Linked DNA regions of Homo sapiens: regions 2 and 3 are each linked to region 1. Evidence: chromatin loops called from intact Hi-C (ENCODE). Cell type or tissue: dorsolateral prefrontal cortex. All regions are shown on one strand.

Region 1 (5,000 bases):
TTACTCACAGAATACCTTTTCTCCATGCCCCAGTTCCTCATGGAGAGACATGACAAGAGTTACATGTACCTGATGGGGTTAGCATCATAGGAGAGGAACTCTGAAATTATCAAAACCCAGAGCTTATGTTGGAACTGCTGGCATATCCTCAGAGAGAGGGAGAGAGATTGACATGACTATCTTTTACTCTGGAATGTAAACACATCCTCTTTTGGGGAAAGATGGGAAGTCCTTTTACCCTGGAATGTAAGCAATTTGTTCTGGGGAAGATTAGAAAGCTAAGTTTAGATTTTGCTATCAAAAAACATGACAAATTAGGGGAGAGGAGACATTCTCTATCTTCATATTGTGTTAATTTCCATTGCTCTGAAGATACTCACCATGTAGCAACAGGAAGAAACCCAGGGACCATTATCTTGCTGCAATCAATACCTGCACAACCTCTAAAACAGTGGCGTTCAATCTTTTGGTTTCTATGGGCCACATTGGAAGAAGAAGAATTATCTTGGGCCACACATAAAATACATTAACAGTAACAATAGCTGATGAGCTAAAAAAAAATGACCCACAAAATCTCGTAATGTTTTAAGAAAAGTTTACAAATTTGTGTTGGGCCACACTTGAAGCCAGCCTGGGCTGCGGGTTGGACAACCCACTGGGCCATGGGTTGGACAAGCATGCTCTAAAATCTCTATTTTACGCATCCCACTTTCTAATCGCTTGCTCGTATATTTCTAATTCATTCATTCTAGTACCCAGACTCCAACAATTCTTACCTCCTTCAAGAAGTCTAACTCACTGGGATGCTTGTTTGTTTTTATCTTTCAAGTTTTTTTTTTTTTTAACTATCCAATCCATCATCTGCTACCTGCACTTCCCTTTTAACTCAACCCCAAAATAATGTCTCATCATTATAATTTCTCACTTATCAATGTCTCCAATTCCATTGTTTCCCTCTGCATGCCAGAAACACCTCAATCCCACCCTCTACTTGCTTATGCTCAAGTGTTGGAATGTTGTTGGGAGAAAAAAAAAATCACACAAAGAAACTAAGTGGTCTCACTTTAATTCATGACTGTAAACCTTTCATAGAAATAAATGTAGCATTCCTCCACAAAACTGTAGGCTTCTCTAGGATATAGATATTTAATATTTGTAATTATAGAGCTTGTTCCACAGAACTTCATAGCTTCCTATCCATTTGCCAATGAGACCACAGTTATTCCAAGTGTGGTGCTTAATTTTTGGTGTCAACTTGACTGGATTAACGATACATAGATAACTGGTAAAGTATTATTTCTGTAAGGGTGTTTCCAGAGGAGATTGGCATGTGAGTCAGTGGGCTGGGTAGGGCAGGTCTGCCCTCAATGTGGGCAAGCATGATGCAAATGGCTGGGGGCCCAGAGAGAACAAAAAGGCAGAGGAAGGCAAGTTCTCTGTCTCTCTCTCTTGTAGAGTTGGGCCTCCCTTCTTCTCTTGCCCTTGGGCATCATAACTCCAGGTTCTTCAAGAGTTATGATGAGCTTTGGATTCAGGACTTGCACTAGCAGGCTTCCAGGTTCTTTGGCCTTTGGACTCAAACTAAGAGTTACATTATCAGCTCCCCTAGTTCTGAGGCTTTCGGGCTTGGACCAAGCCACACTACCAGTATCCCTGATTCTGATGCTTGCATGTGGCCTATAGTGGGACTGCACAGTCTCCATAATCATGTGAGTCAGTTCCCCTAATAAATCCCCTATCTATCTATCTATCTATCTATCTATCTATCTATCTATCTATCCTTCCTACTGGTTGTGTCTCTCTAGAGAACTCTGGCTAATACACTATATGGCAAGGTCCCTGAGTCTAGATGGTTCCATTTTCAGGAAAGGTGAAGTTTGATTTTCTACTAGCTCAATCTATCTTTGATTGCTGACTTTTGACTCTAATCTTCTTTGTGGCTGACTTTCTTACATCAATATTTTGTTTGACTGTAAGCTTAATTTTTGACGCTTTTTCCCTGTTTCCTCTCTTTTAAGTGACATTAACCCAGTGGTCTACAGCAGCAGTTCTCATGGTGTTGTTCTTTTTTTTTTTTTTTTCTGCTTTCTCATTCTCATTATGTAATATAATCATGGTCTTGTTCTTACAGCCTTTTACATTCTTAAAATTTATTGAGGAGAGACGCCAAGATAGCCAACTAGACACAGCCAGTTGGAACAGCTGCCACTAAGGGACTGAGACAATTGGCACACTTCTGACAGATCTTCAGAGGGAAGGCACAAAGAGTGGACAGAAGGAAGATACAGAAGCTGGACCGAAGGGAGAGGAAGCTGGGAACCCTGCCTGGGGCTACCATGCACCAGGACTTTTTCCTGGCCCCCAGTGACCCTGGGGGAACAAGTGAGTTGAACTGGCAAGGAGCAACCCACTGTTCCCATGCTCCTCTGGAATCCTGGCAGGAGAAGAATCTTCAATCACCATGGAAACTCGAGTAGGCAGGGAGAGCTGCTTAGAGAAGTGGTAGGGGCAGCATGCCAGCTGAAGTGAAGCCCAGAGAGTTTGCAGGAATGTCTGTAGCAGAGCACAACAAGGGAAGCCCATTTCCCTAGGCTCAATTTGCTCCCATAGGAGACGTTAGTCCTAAGAGAACTGCGGGCCCTGAATTCTGCAGGGCAGTCTTGCCCATCAGACCTGGCTGGTCCAACCTGAGCACCCCTTGGTCTACTGGGCCCCAGCCTGGCTACATCTTCTTGCAGGGCAGTCTCAGTTACCCGAGGGACTTGCATCATAGCTCCTGCACTGGCAGACTGTGCCTGCCAGTAGAGAGCTCCAGCGGGTCAGCCCCCGTGGCCACACACCAGCCTACCCAGGTCTTCCCCATGCTGCAGCTTTCCTGGGGCCCACAGCAAACCTCCACATCACTTTGCTGGCACCTGTGGGAGTGGGCAGGTTTTGTTTTCCTTGCACTGCTAGCACACATGTGGGCGTGCACCCTGCCCTGTGACTGCTGCAGTGGGCATGCCCTCTACCCCTTCTCCCCCCACTGGACTACCTTTGAAGTCAGAACTTTGGCAGTAATAGAGCCAGCCAGCCCTGCTCCCACCAGCTCCTCGCTCTTGCACCAGCACTGCCATGATAGTGAAACTAGACACAGAGAACAGCAAACCCTTCTGTACCCTGAGTGACCACCCTTGCCTACGGCCACAGAGAATACACGCAGACCTGCACCCACCAGAGCCCCACCCTACCAGTGTGACTGTGCACTGTCAACAGCAAGCACCCCCCCAACCAGCTGTGTTGCCTCCACTACCGTGATGGACACCTGCGTGGAAGCAGGCACCTCTGCATCTGCTAGCAGCCTGCCACAGCTGAGAGTGTGAACCCCTTGCTACAGCTACTGTTGCTGCTGACAAGTGCAAATGACGACAGATCCTGCTGCCATTGCACTATGAAATGCTTTGGCTGACACCACCCATCAGAGTCTAGTGACTAGTACCAGCAGTCCAGGATCACCTCACCTCCCACCCAGCACAATAGAGTCCTAACTTTGAGGAGCCTGAGAACGAAGTCAGGGCTGATACAAGTCCCCCCACCTCAACCCTAGAGATAGCGCATGCAGTCCAGGAATTGGGAGCTGAGCAGTGGCCCCCTAAAATCTTCCAGAAATGAAGCCAGTTGGCTGAATCCTTATACAACAATCAAACCTTCAAGGTCAGGAAATAAATAGGATAAAGTAAAAAAAAAATCCAGAGGTGACAACTTAAAAGACTGAAGAAACATCAGCCCACAAAGATGAGAAAGAACCAATGCAAGGACTCTGACAACTCCAAAAGCCAGACTTCCTTCTTTCCTCCAAATGACTGCATCACCTCTTCAGCAAGGGTTCTGAACCAGGTCAAGATGGCTGAAATGACAGAAATAGAATTCAGAATATGGATTGAAACAAAAATCATTGAGATGCCGGAGTACACTGAAACCCAATCCAACGAAGTTGAGAATCACAATAAAATGGTATAGGAGCTGACAGACAAAGTAGCCAGTATAGAAAAGGTGGTAGCTGACCTGATATAGCTGAAAAACACACTACAAGAGTTTCACAATCCAATCACAAGTATTAATCGCAGTATACACCAAGCTGAGGAAAGAATCTCAGAGCTTGAAGATTGGCTTTCTGAAATAAGACAGTCAACAAGAATAGAGAAAAGAGAACAAAAAAGAATAAACAAAACCTTTGAGAAATATGAGATTATGTAAGAAGACTAAATCTATGATTCATTGGTGTCCCTGAAAGAGATGGGGAGAGTACAAGCACCTTGGAAAACATATTTTAAGATATCATTCATGAGAACTTCCCTAACCTAGCTAGAGAGACCAACATTTAAATTCAGAAAATTCAGAAAATCCCAGTAAGAGACTTCACAAGATCATTTCCAAGACATATAATCATCAGATTCTCCAAGAATTAATAAAATGTTAAAGGCAGCTAGAGAGAAAAATCAGGTCACCTGCAAAGGGAAGCCCATCAGATTAACAGTGAATATCTCAGCAGAAACACTAAAGTCAGAAATGATTGGGGGCCAATATTCAACATTTTAAAGAAAAGAAATTCAACACAGAATTTCATATCTGGCCAAACTAAGCTTCATAAGCAAAGGAAAAATAAGTTCCTTTGCAGACAGGCAAATGCTGAGGGAATTTGTTACCACCAGACTTGCTTTGAAGAGTTCCCAAAGGAAGCACTAAATATGCAAAGAAAAGACCAGTATCAGCCACTACAAAAACACACTTAAGTACACAGACCAGTGACACTAAAAAGCAACCACACAAACAGGTCTGCATAGTACCCAGCTAACATCATGATGACAGGATCAAATCCACATGTATTAATACTAACCTTGAATGTAAAGAGGCATTTAGCCTAAATGCCCAATTAATGGGAACAGAGTGGCAAGATGGATAAAGAACTAAGACCCATTGGTATACTGTCTTCAAGAGAACCATCTCACATTCAGTGACAC
Region 2 (5,000 bases), 480 kb after region 1:
TTTCAGTCCCTAGATCTTTGTGGGTCCTCTAGGAGCTATGAAATTGAAGGTCAGTGAGATAGTTAAAACTGGTATATTGGAATATTATTATTGTAAAAGGATAAGCAACTCTAAGAAACCTTATTATCTATACATGTCAAAGCTTTTTTTCCCTACAATGACAAGTAATTTATTTTCTTCTGTAAATACCATTTCTTTCCATTGTCTGAGAGTTTTTACAGGACACAGGTAAAATGAATAATGTCACGGGCTTTACTGTCTTCAAGTCAGTCCCTGTTCAGTGTAATTTATTATTCCAGCTCAGTAACTGATTGGTTAGTTACTTGTCCTTAAATTTATAGCTATCATTTTTCTACAGTTTAATTTTGCTGATTTTTTAACAGCATTTCATATAGATTTTATTAAATAATAGGTATATATATATACACGCATATATAATACACTTTTCATTATATTACCAGTAATCACCCATATCTGACATCTTCTCAATACCATGTTCAAAAATATACATACATAAAACATAAAATTTAAACTACAAAATTCTGCTTTCAGCCTTTCTTGCACAACCCCGGGAAGTCTGTGATTTGTTTTTTAGGCTACCTGAAGAGCTATTGTTTGATTAACATAAAAGTTTGTGAGGCAATTCAATGCAGCATTCAGTTAAGAAACCAGACATTTTCACAAAATCATAAATACAGTGCGAAGGCAGATTGAAAATGAAATGCCTGTTGCGTATGTTCTCCACACAGCTCCTCAGGGCTGCCTGTATGTAGAAATTTTCTCACTCCATCTGTTCCCTCTGCCTGAGTGACAGGTCTGCTTCTGCCAGCACTCCCTTCACCAGCAAGAGAGAGAAAATGTTTCCAGGTGCACATGGACACACCTGATCTCTTGCCTCATCATCCTTTTAGCGTATTTACTAAAGAGTGAATAGATCGAGAGGAAATAGGTAAAAATGGGAAAAACCTTCAATTTAATAGATTTGAAGTAAAAAGAGAAATTCATCTGACATATTCTTCTGAGATAGCTGAAATAAAGTCTCTTCCACTAAATATTTGGTGTCCAGGAGCCATCGTGCAACATTGTTGTATTAACAGTGCTACTGAATGAAGACATACTCATGAATTCATGTTTGCTGTTGTACCTATTGCTTAATAAATTGTTTTCAATCAAGATTTTACAGGCATTAGAACTGAATACCAGCAGCATACTAGTGAAGATGGTTATATAATCTCAGCTCACTCCATAGCCTGAAGCAAACAATTTCTTCTAAGTATTTCAATTACTTCATCTAAAAAAAGTCAACTGCTAAGATTTGAATTTTTTTTGTGTTAAATGCACCAATGAGAATTTTTTGGTAAGATGATTCAACGTCCTCTGACTAATTGTGCTATATGGGTTTGAAGTACCAATCACTTATGGAATATTAAGACTATAAAGGATTGTAATTTTTTTAGATGATTCATTTTAAACTCTTGGAATAGGGACTGTTTTGAATATATCTTTGTATCCCCCCACAGAACCTAATACAGTGCCTCACAGAGAGTTGGGATGAATAGATTTTTGTTAAGTGAATGGATTTTACAGTCTCAGTCTGTAGCTACAATTTCCCAGAGAAAAGGAGAGACCTTGTTCTAGAATTGGGATTGAAAGAAGGATCTCACAGCTAAGACTTGAAGGATAAATGCAGGCAAACTGTGGCGAGTTCACAACAGAAAACCATTGCATAACCAGTCTTTAGGACCTTTGTGTTAATATTCCCCAGGTCCACCATCTGTGCCCCTTACACATACATAGCCTTTGCAAAATATTCCATTGTCAACTGCAGCAAAGGGCTTTGGTAGATGTCACTTGATTGTATCTGCCATCACAGTTGGAATGAAGACAGACTCTCCCTCTCTCTTTCTCTGGCTGCCCTCCTCTACAAAATTAGGTGTTGAGAAAAAGTGATATTAGGAGAAAGGCAAACAGCAATTTCCCAGTTATTATTTGAAGATACTGAATATCTGTAGTCTCAGGAAATTTAATGATATGCATTCTCCAGAATGACTTCTTCAAAACTCATGGGCTGGCTTAAGAGATATAACTTGCTTTAAAAATTATTTCCCTACAATGAGTTAAGTAACTCATGTGTTAATTCATTCACAAAGTCACTGATTTTACCCAGCACATATGATGGACAAGATACCATTTTATCCCTCAAGGAAACAGATCTGCAGAGGTGTGGAGATATAGTATCCAAAAATATCCACACTAAAGGTAGAAAGGATGAGATCTGCAATAGAATAAAAACAAGAAGGAGAACTTCAGATATCTTCATTATTTCCTGTGATGTGGCAGATGAAATGCTCTCTTGAAGGAAGAAAGGAAACACTTGTTGAGGGCTTAAGGAGGTAAAAAATATTTTAAGCAGTTTCTTCTTGTATAGTGGCAATGCACATTACATATGTGGGTATACATGTACATGCATATATGCATGTATATGTATATATGTGTGTATATATACATATACACAAACACACAGAAGCTGATATTTTTATTCATATCTGCTTAACATATCATAAAACTCATAATTGTAAAAATAGTAACATCAAATTAATTGTTTATCTTCTTACAAGTAATATGAGTATTTTAAAAGGTATAGAATTTCTGGTTCACTTTCATTTAGATGAAGAAAATGGCTGAACAGAAAGTCTGTCGCAGAAATAAAAAGCCAGCATGTGTGTTTCTCATAGAATTATCAGATGCTGACATCTAGTGGCTCTCAAAATCCATAATTATGAAGGACTTTTAACAACAGGACATACTTTCCATGTACTGCAGATATGCACAGATGGATATATTTTATTTATATGTTCTATTATGGTTCTTTATACATAAAACAGTTGACACTTAGAATGAAAAAACTGTGGCTAACTGGACATGTTGTGATCAGCTACACTCCACATTTTGCACATAGCTGAAGAAAGTCCTCTCTTATGTTTCTGTCTCTCTCTCTCTTTCTTTCTCTTTTCTTTCTTTCTTTCTTTCTTTTTGTTCTTTCTTTCTTTCTTCTTTCTTTTCTTTTCCCTCCCTCCCTCCCCCTTCCTTCCTTCCTCTCTTTTTTATTCTTTCTTCTTTCTTACTCTTTGTTTCTTTCTTTCTTTCTTCCTTTCTTCTTTCTCACTCTTTATTTCTTTGTTTCCTTTCTCTCCTTTGTTTCTCCTTTATTTTCTTCCTTTCCTTATTTCTTTACTTCCTTTTACCTTTCCTTTCCTTTTTTTATTTATTGTGCAGGATAAAGTCTTTATAAATGGCCTTGCCACCTCTTGGACTTTGGACCTTTTGTAATCCGAAAGAAACCTCTTATGCATTAAATTCTTCTGAAATTTTAAAGTGCTTCTCCCTGTATTTCCTGTCTTTGCCCTGCTTTACCACAAAAGTTGATGTTATTCATGCAAAATTATGGCCCCGTAAGACTTCTCATTCCTGTTTTGCTTTGTGTATTTGGCATGTTCTATTAACATTACATAGTTTGTATTTAAATATATATGTAGCTATTCTGTCGAATTCATTTTAACTTTATTTTCCTCTTCCTTCTTTCCCTCCCTCCCTCTTTCTCTTTCTATCATTCTGTCTCTTACTTTCTTCATTTTCTACACCTTATAATTTTAGTACAATAGTTATTGCTAGTACACTTCTTCAAGGCTTATCTAATTTTATTTCATTGATGAATATACATAGTTAAAAAAAACCCTCATTATGGAAAGCAGATTACATTGAATGCTTTCTTGATTTTTTTCAGTTATAGCTTCTCTCCTTGATCCCTTTCCAAAAGCCATGGATTTAATGAGTTTAAAAAGAGCTTTCTGAGTATGAACTTCCTTCCTTGTGGAATTTGCATTCATTTTTCCACAAAACTTCTCAGGCAATTGTTCTGTGGCAGGAAATGCAAGGTAATCAGCTTGGTGCCCTTATTCGTGAGTTCAGTCAAGTTAAGCTGTCAGAAACCCAGAAAATGAGAGAAAAAATGCGTAAATAGATAGATTATAGCTCTCTTGGGTAGTGAAGAGTTTGCGTCCTCGTTGAACCTGTAACAAGCTGTAAGGATTAGTTTAGAGGCTTGCTTGAAAATTGGAAATGGGCTAAGGGTATATTAGAGAACACCTAAAGGAATGAAGTCCAGAATTCCTCCGAGTCGTATGTGCTTCTCCCTCCCACTTCGACTCTGTCTTGCTCCTACTCCTTCGCAAATACACTCTGCTCCTACACCTCAAGTTGACTTTGGAATATGGCCAAAATAGAAAGTTATTCTTGAATAACTTCAGAAGATCTTGATAATTTGAGTGAACTGAGAATAGGTTTGCTAGAATCCTCTAAAGGCAAAATTTTTCTGCAAATTATCAAAGTGTTATAGGAGACTGTTTCAACTTGATTCCATCTGAAGATTCAGTAGGCCTGATTACCTTTGTATCATTTTCAAAATCTGTTTACTACTCTTAAGCTGCTTTTTAGATTACAAAAGACTCCAAACAACCACAGCAATCTTGAGAAAGAAAAATTAAGTTGGAGGCATTCTACTACCGGATTTCAAATAATATTACAAAAACAAAGTGTGGTACTGGCATAAAAACGTACACATAGACCACTGTAACAGAATAGAGAGCCTAAAAATAAACTCAAGCATTCATGATCAACTAATTTCCTATTTTTTTTTTTTTTTTTTTTTTTGAGATGGAGTCTCGCTCTTTCGCCCAGGCTGGAGTGCAGCTGCACAATCTCGGTTCACTGCAAGCTCCGCCTCCCGGGTTCAAGCCATTCTCCTGCCTCAGCCTCCCGAGTAGCTGGGACTACAGGCGCCCGCCATGGCGCCCGGCTCATTTTTTGTATTTTTAGTAGAGACGGGATTTCACCGTGTTAGCCAGAATGGTCTAGATCTCCTGACCTCGTGATCCGCCCGCCTCGGCCTCCCAAAGTGCTGGGATTACAGGCGTGAACCACCGCGCCCGGCCCATGATCAA
Region 3 (5,000 bases), 92 kb after region 1:
TTTTTGTAAACATATTCTATATTTGCTATTGAATATTTGTTGAATAAAGCAAAGGACACCGCATATTGAAATAAGCTACCCCTTCAAATGAACTTACTAGATTTTCCTTTCTCCCATGGACCCCAGTAACAGGTGTGGTATGTGGGCTTGTTGGAACAGATGGAATTGCTTCTCATCTCCAGCACTGGCTTGAAAAGTCCAGAGGTCAAGTGCAGGCTTCGTCCAGCCATGGATTATCTATGTGGCGAAGGCCAAGGGACTTTTCTTCCAGGTATTGTGTTTTGGAGAATAGGGTGATTCATCTCTACTTCTCAGGACTCTTACGAAAAATCATGGAATTTGTTTTGGATTCTCAAGTAGACACAGGGTGTTTTATCTGTGTTTGAGGTCATTGTCTGGTCCTTTGACTTAAGTATTATTAGGCCCTCACAGCGCCTGTAGTACCTTCTCAGCACTGCTGTTAATTTACTGTAGTCCCTGGCTATCTCTCTTTTGTTCCATTACTACAAGGTTTGGCTGTTTGCCATCAGGCAGCCAGGGTAAAGTTCTACTCTTGCCCTAGATATGTAGAAAATACTCCAAGTCCAAATCATGTTTAAGACCCATGGAAAAGACAGATATGAGGCCCTGTGAAAGGGATGTAGCTGGACTACAAAGGCTAAGACACGGGTGCAACCTCACTGAAAGGAAAACAGAAATGATGACTTCCATTGTCTCTCCAGAGATGGTCTAACTCATCATCTCAGATTCACTCCTCTTTAGACCTCTTAAGACTTTTGCTTTGGCTTGACTCTTCGGGTGGAAAAATGATAGACAAAACTCAGTGTGGTATATATTATTTGCTAGCCACTGTCCTCAGTACTCTACACATTTTAATTAAAACTCTAATAGTGTTTTCATTTTTCAGGTGAGGAAACTGGGGCACAGAAAGACAAGGAAACTCATTTAAGCTTACACAGTTCTAAAGTGCTTGAGCCGGGTTTCGCACTGATACAACCTAGCCACGGGGGCCACACCCTTAGCCACTAGAGCTGTGCTGTCCAGTAGAACTCATGGAGATGATGAAAACGTTCTAGATCTCTGTTGTACAATACCAGAGCCTTAGCCACAAGTGACTGTTGAGCACCTGGATTGTGAACAGCACAACTGAGCAAAGGCATTTACATTTCATCTAATTTTAGTTTATTCAAATTGAAATAGCCACATGTGACTAGTGTCTACCTTCTCAGACAGCTCAGCCCTAGACTATACTGCCCTCTAGGAAAAGTCAAGGTATAGAGCGGGCCAGGAAGAAAAGCTAAGGACATGTAATTGAACAAATTTCTATCACCCAGTGATCAGTGCTGTCAGCATTTCTCAGGACTGTAAAAAAAAGATGTTTTTTAAACCAACTGGGTTAACATTTCTAACTCAATTTTAATAGTTCCCATGGTAGTTATTTTATTTTATTTTATTTTTTGATATGGAGTTTTGCTCTTGTTGCCCAGGCTGGAGTGCAATGGCACGATCTCGGCTCATCACAACCCCCACCTCCCGGGTTCAAGCAATTCTCCTGCCACAGCCTCCGAAGTAGCTGGGACTACAGGCATGTGCCACCATGCCTGACTAATTTTGTATTTTTAGTAGAGACGGGGTTTCTCCATGTTGGTCAGGCTGGTCTCGATCCCGACCTTAGGTGATCCGCCCACCTCGGCCTCCCAAAGTGCTGGAATTGCAGGTGTGAGCCACTGCGCCCGACCTCCATGGTAGTTTTTATATACATTATAAGTCTGCCATGTGTCCTGCAGAACTCAAAGTTGTGTAATGTGTCATAATAAACAAAGCAATAATACTATATTAACTAAAAATAATGACATGCAAATATCAATTAAATCCCTGCCATACACTGCTTTACAGGCAATTGGCTACTCTTTTTGTGGTTAGAAAGTGCATTCTTCCTAATTCTTTGTACTACATATCTTAAAATGGATACAGTTTAGGTCTGCAAATGCTATTTCCGGAGTCATTTTCACATCTATTACACAAATTACTTTCCCTTAGACTACTTCTCTGTGGAAAATTGTCATGATACAGCCGAGGTTCCAACACAGTGTATTTATAGGTTTTTCAGCTTCAAAAACTATCAAATTCTTGGAACAGTTTGATATAGAATAAAATTTCCCTGCCCTTTGATTTCTTTATTTGTTTTATAAAATTTAGGATTTTAGATATGTAGAATGCATGCATGCTCTATTCTTGAATCAAAGTAGAACATTCCCATTATTTAACTTTTAAGGCAAGGGGATTTCTGTTTTTCTTTTCTTTTTCTCTCCTTTTTTTTTTTTTTTTAAAAACAGGGTCTTGTTCTGTCGCCCACACTGGAGAGCAGTAGTGTGATCTTGGCTCACTGCAGCCTCTACCCACTGGGGTCAAGCAATCCCAAGTAGTCAGGACCACAGTCATGCGCCACCATGCCTAGCAAATTTTTATATTTTTAGTGGAAATGGGGTTTTGCCATGTTGCTCAGGCTGGTCTTGAACTGTGGGGCTCAAGGGATCCTCCCATCTCAGCCTCCCAAAGTGCTGAGATTACAGGCCCAAGTTCCCATGCCCCCACCGGATTTCTGCTTTCTTTGGGCATTGTAATACACCAGGACTGGACTCATTGGTGGACAGGATGGCTCATTATCTATTTTATTATATGATTTTGTGGGCTCTGGGACAAAATGTATTACAAAAATTTTCAGGAAAGATGTACACAAAAATATCTCTGGAATGAGTGAATGGATTAATGCTTTCTAATATTCCTAGTTACATGTTGCTTAAATGGAAGAATTTAAAATTTTTTCTTACAACAATCCTTACCCTAAGAAGGTGGAGGTACTGTAGCCTCCGCTCCTTGTTACAATGGGCAACTGGGAAAATAACTGAATAATATGTTAATTCCATTGCTTTGGGGACATCCATTCTGAGATCACTACCTTAAGCTACAATCCATCATGGGAATCCATTATGCAGCTTAGAACTCCACTAGACTCCTTGGACATCTAGCTTTGAAGTGTACATAGAAACGAACTTCTCCTAGCTTCTTAAGGAATATAGTATCTTAACTTGAATATTTCAAACATAAAAGAATGTTCTCAAAAGTCAAAGACTCTCAAGAGTCAAACAGATTTTTGACTCTTGAAAAGGAAAGTTTAGTTACTTGTCTCTGAGGTATTTGTTTTAGTTACTTGTCTCTGAGATATTTGGTCACCTGGGCCTTGTAATATCACTGTATTAGTCATGGTTCTGCAGAGAAAGAGAATCAGCAGAATGTGTGTCTGTGTGGAAGGAGATTTATCATAAGGAATTGACTCACATGATTATGGAGGCTGGTGAGTCCAAAGTCTGCAGCATGGCTGCCAGCAGGCTGCAAGCCCAGGAGAGCCGATGGTGTAGGGAAAGTTGGAAGGTAGACTGCTGGAGAATTCCCTCTTGTTCAGAGAAGCTGGTCTTTTTTTTTCTATTCAGGCCTTCAAGTGATTGAATGGGGCCCACCTCATTATGCAGGGCAATCTGCTTATGAAAAGTTTACCAGTTTAAGTCTTATCTCATTCACAAACACGCTCCGCATTAACCAATACCATTAACTACCCAGGTAATATAAATGTGAAGAAGCCTTGACTTGTATAAAGCTATATAATTCTGGGATAAATCCAGATATTTTTTCAGAAAATTGTTGCAATTCATTCATATTTCTTATTAGCTATTACTTATTAACTGTGCGTATTCTAGTTGCTTTAAATGCCTAAAGCCTCATTGCTTCAACAGCCTTTCAAGGTAGATGGTATTCCCCTCATTTTTAGTTAAGGACACTGAAGCCTCAAGAGATTATTTCGCCGTCAGAGGTAATGAGGATGGAATCCAGAAATTTCGGACTTATAGGCCAGTGCTTGTCCAACTCTATCCTCTCTCTTTCCTTTTCTGTCTGTTCATGGCCTAATCATATGGACATCATGGGAATCAATATCTATTTTTACTGTTTTATCTCCATCTTCACTTCTATATCCACAGATTTAAAAAATCATAATGTATGGTTCTTCCACCCATTTTTCCTACTAAAAGTAGTATTTTCACATGAAATACTATTTATAAAGAAAAATGGCTTGTTACAGGGTCAGTTGGGCAGATAAGCATCTTGAGAAGGTGACGTTTTTCATTCCATGGGGAGTTCAGTAGGCAGGATGATAGATGAAGCTTTCCAATTATTTATCGACGTGTTGTATTTAAGAGTAGTAATTTCTAGGTTGCAGAGATGAAATTCCCTTTCCCAGTGGTCACTTGGAATGGGTGGCATTCAGTATAACAGAAGCCTGAAATAACCAAAAAGGCTTTCTAAATATTCATGGGAGAAAAAAAAAAGTCTTACAAATACTATATTTTAACATTTAGTATTATCTCTGCTCCTGTAAGTATTTTTAGTTTCAGAGCTCTACTTTCTTACTCAACTAAATATTTTTGATAATTCAGAAATTAACATTGTTGAAATTATGGCTGATAATTTCTGTAGGAATAATAGAATTCTTGCTATTAATCATTTAAGGTGACAAGAAATATCATGACATTTAGAACTATTGTGTGTCATTTAAAAATACTTTCATGAAAATAATACATTTCTCTAAATGTAAGTGAGGACTTTGTCCCCTCATTTCCCCTGCCAGCACACTCAGGCACAGCAAAAAATAGCACTGCCCAATCTGTTGACTGCAGCAGATTGTCCTAGGTTCTTTTGAGAGTAAAGTTAAATGTAAAAACTCCCCCAAAGCTACTTTTTTCCACTTTTGAAGCACGTTTCAATAACCAGACATCATCTTGCAATTCCTTTCCTGGAAAGTCATGGTTAAACCTGGAATATTTAAGTTTTGTTGAAAGTTGGAAATAATTCACAAGTATTATATTCTTATTTTCACATTTCAAAATTATATCCAGTTGTATAGAACATATTATGTGCTTGGAATGTCTTGTCTTAGGAATCAATGG

Evidence for each region. A loop is a pair of places that touch in the nucleus more often than their neighbours do. Peaks named below come from ENCODE experiments on the same cell type or tissue, not always from the same donor. Only the 100,000 strongest peaks of a DNase experiment are listed, where the experiment ranks them.
Region 2: a loop joins it to region 1, with 7 times the contacts of the local background. A loop is called at or near these places in 5 of 110 quality-filtered maps.
Region 3: a loop joins it to region 1, with 4 times the contacts of the local background. A loop is called at or near these places in 13 of 110 quality-filtered maps.

The regions. Positions count from the first base shown.
Region 1 is chr4:176,042,232-176,047,231 of GRCh38, reverse strand. No RefSeq gene overlaps it. Among named protein-coding and RNA genes, the nearest start is that of WDR17, 21 kb to the left of the region's middle. In dorsolateral prefrontal cortex, no CTCF peak of the experiment used is centred here; a DNase peak (open chromatin) is centred at 2,511; H3K27ac peaks cover 2,330 bases.
Region 2 is chr4:175,558,549-175,563,548 of GRCh38, reverse strand. No RefSeq gene overlaps it. Among named protein-coding and RNA genes, the nearest start is that of GPM6A-DT, 230 kb to the left of the region's middle. In dorsolateral prefrontal cortex, CTCF peaks have their summits at 2,546 and 2,748 (motif pointing left); a DNase peak (open chromatin) is centred at 798; H3K27ac peaks cover 4,494 bases.
Region 3 is chr4:175,950,359-175,955,358 of GRCh38, reverse strand. All of the region lies in intron 2 of LOC107984113 (a long non-coding RNA gene), which reads left to right. It also overlaps a transcript of GPM6A not described here. Among named protein-coding and RNA genes, the nearest start is that of WDR17, 110 kb to the left of the region's middle. In dorsolateral prefrontal cortex, no CTCF peak of the experiment used is centred here; no DNase peak of the experiment used is centred here.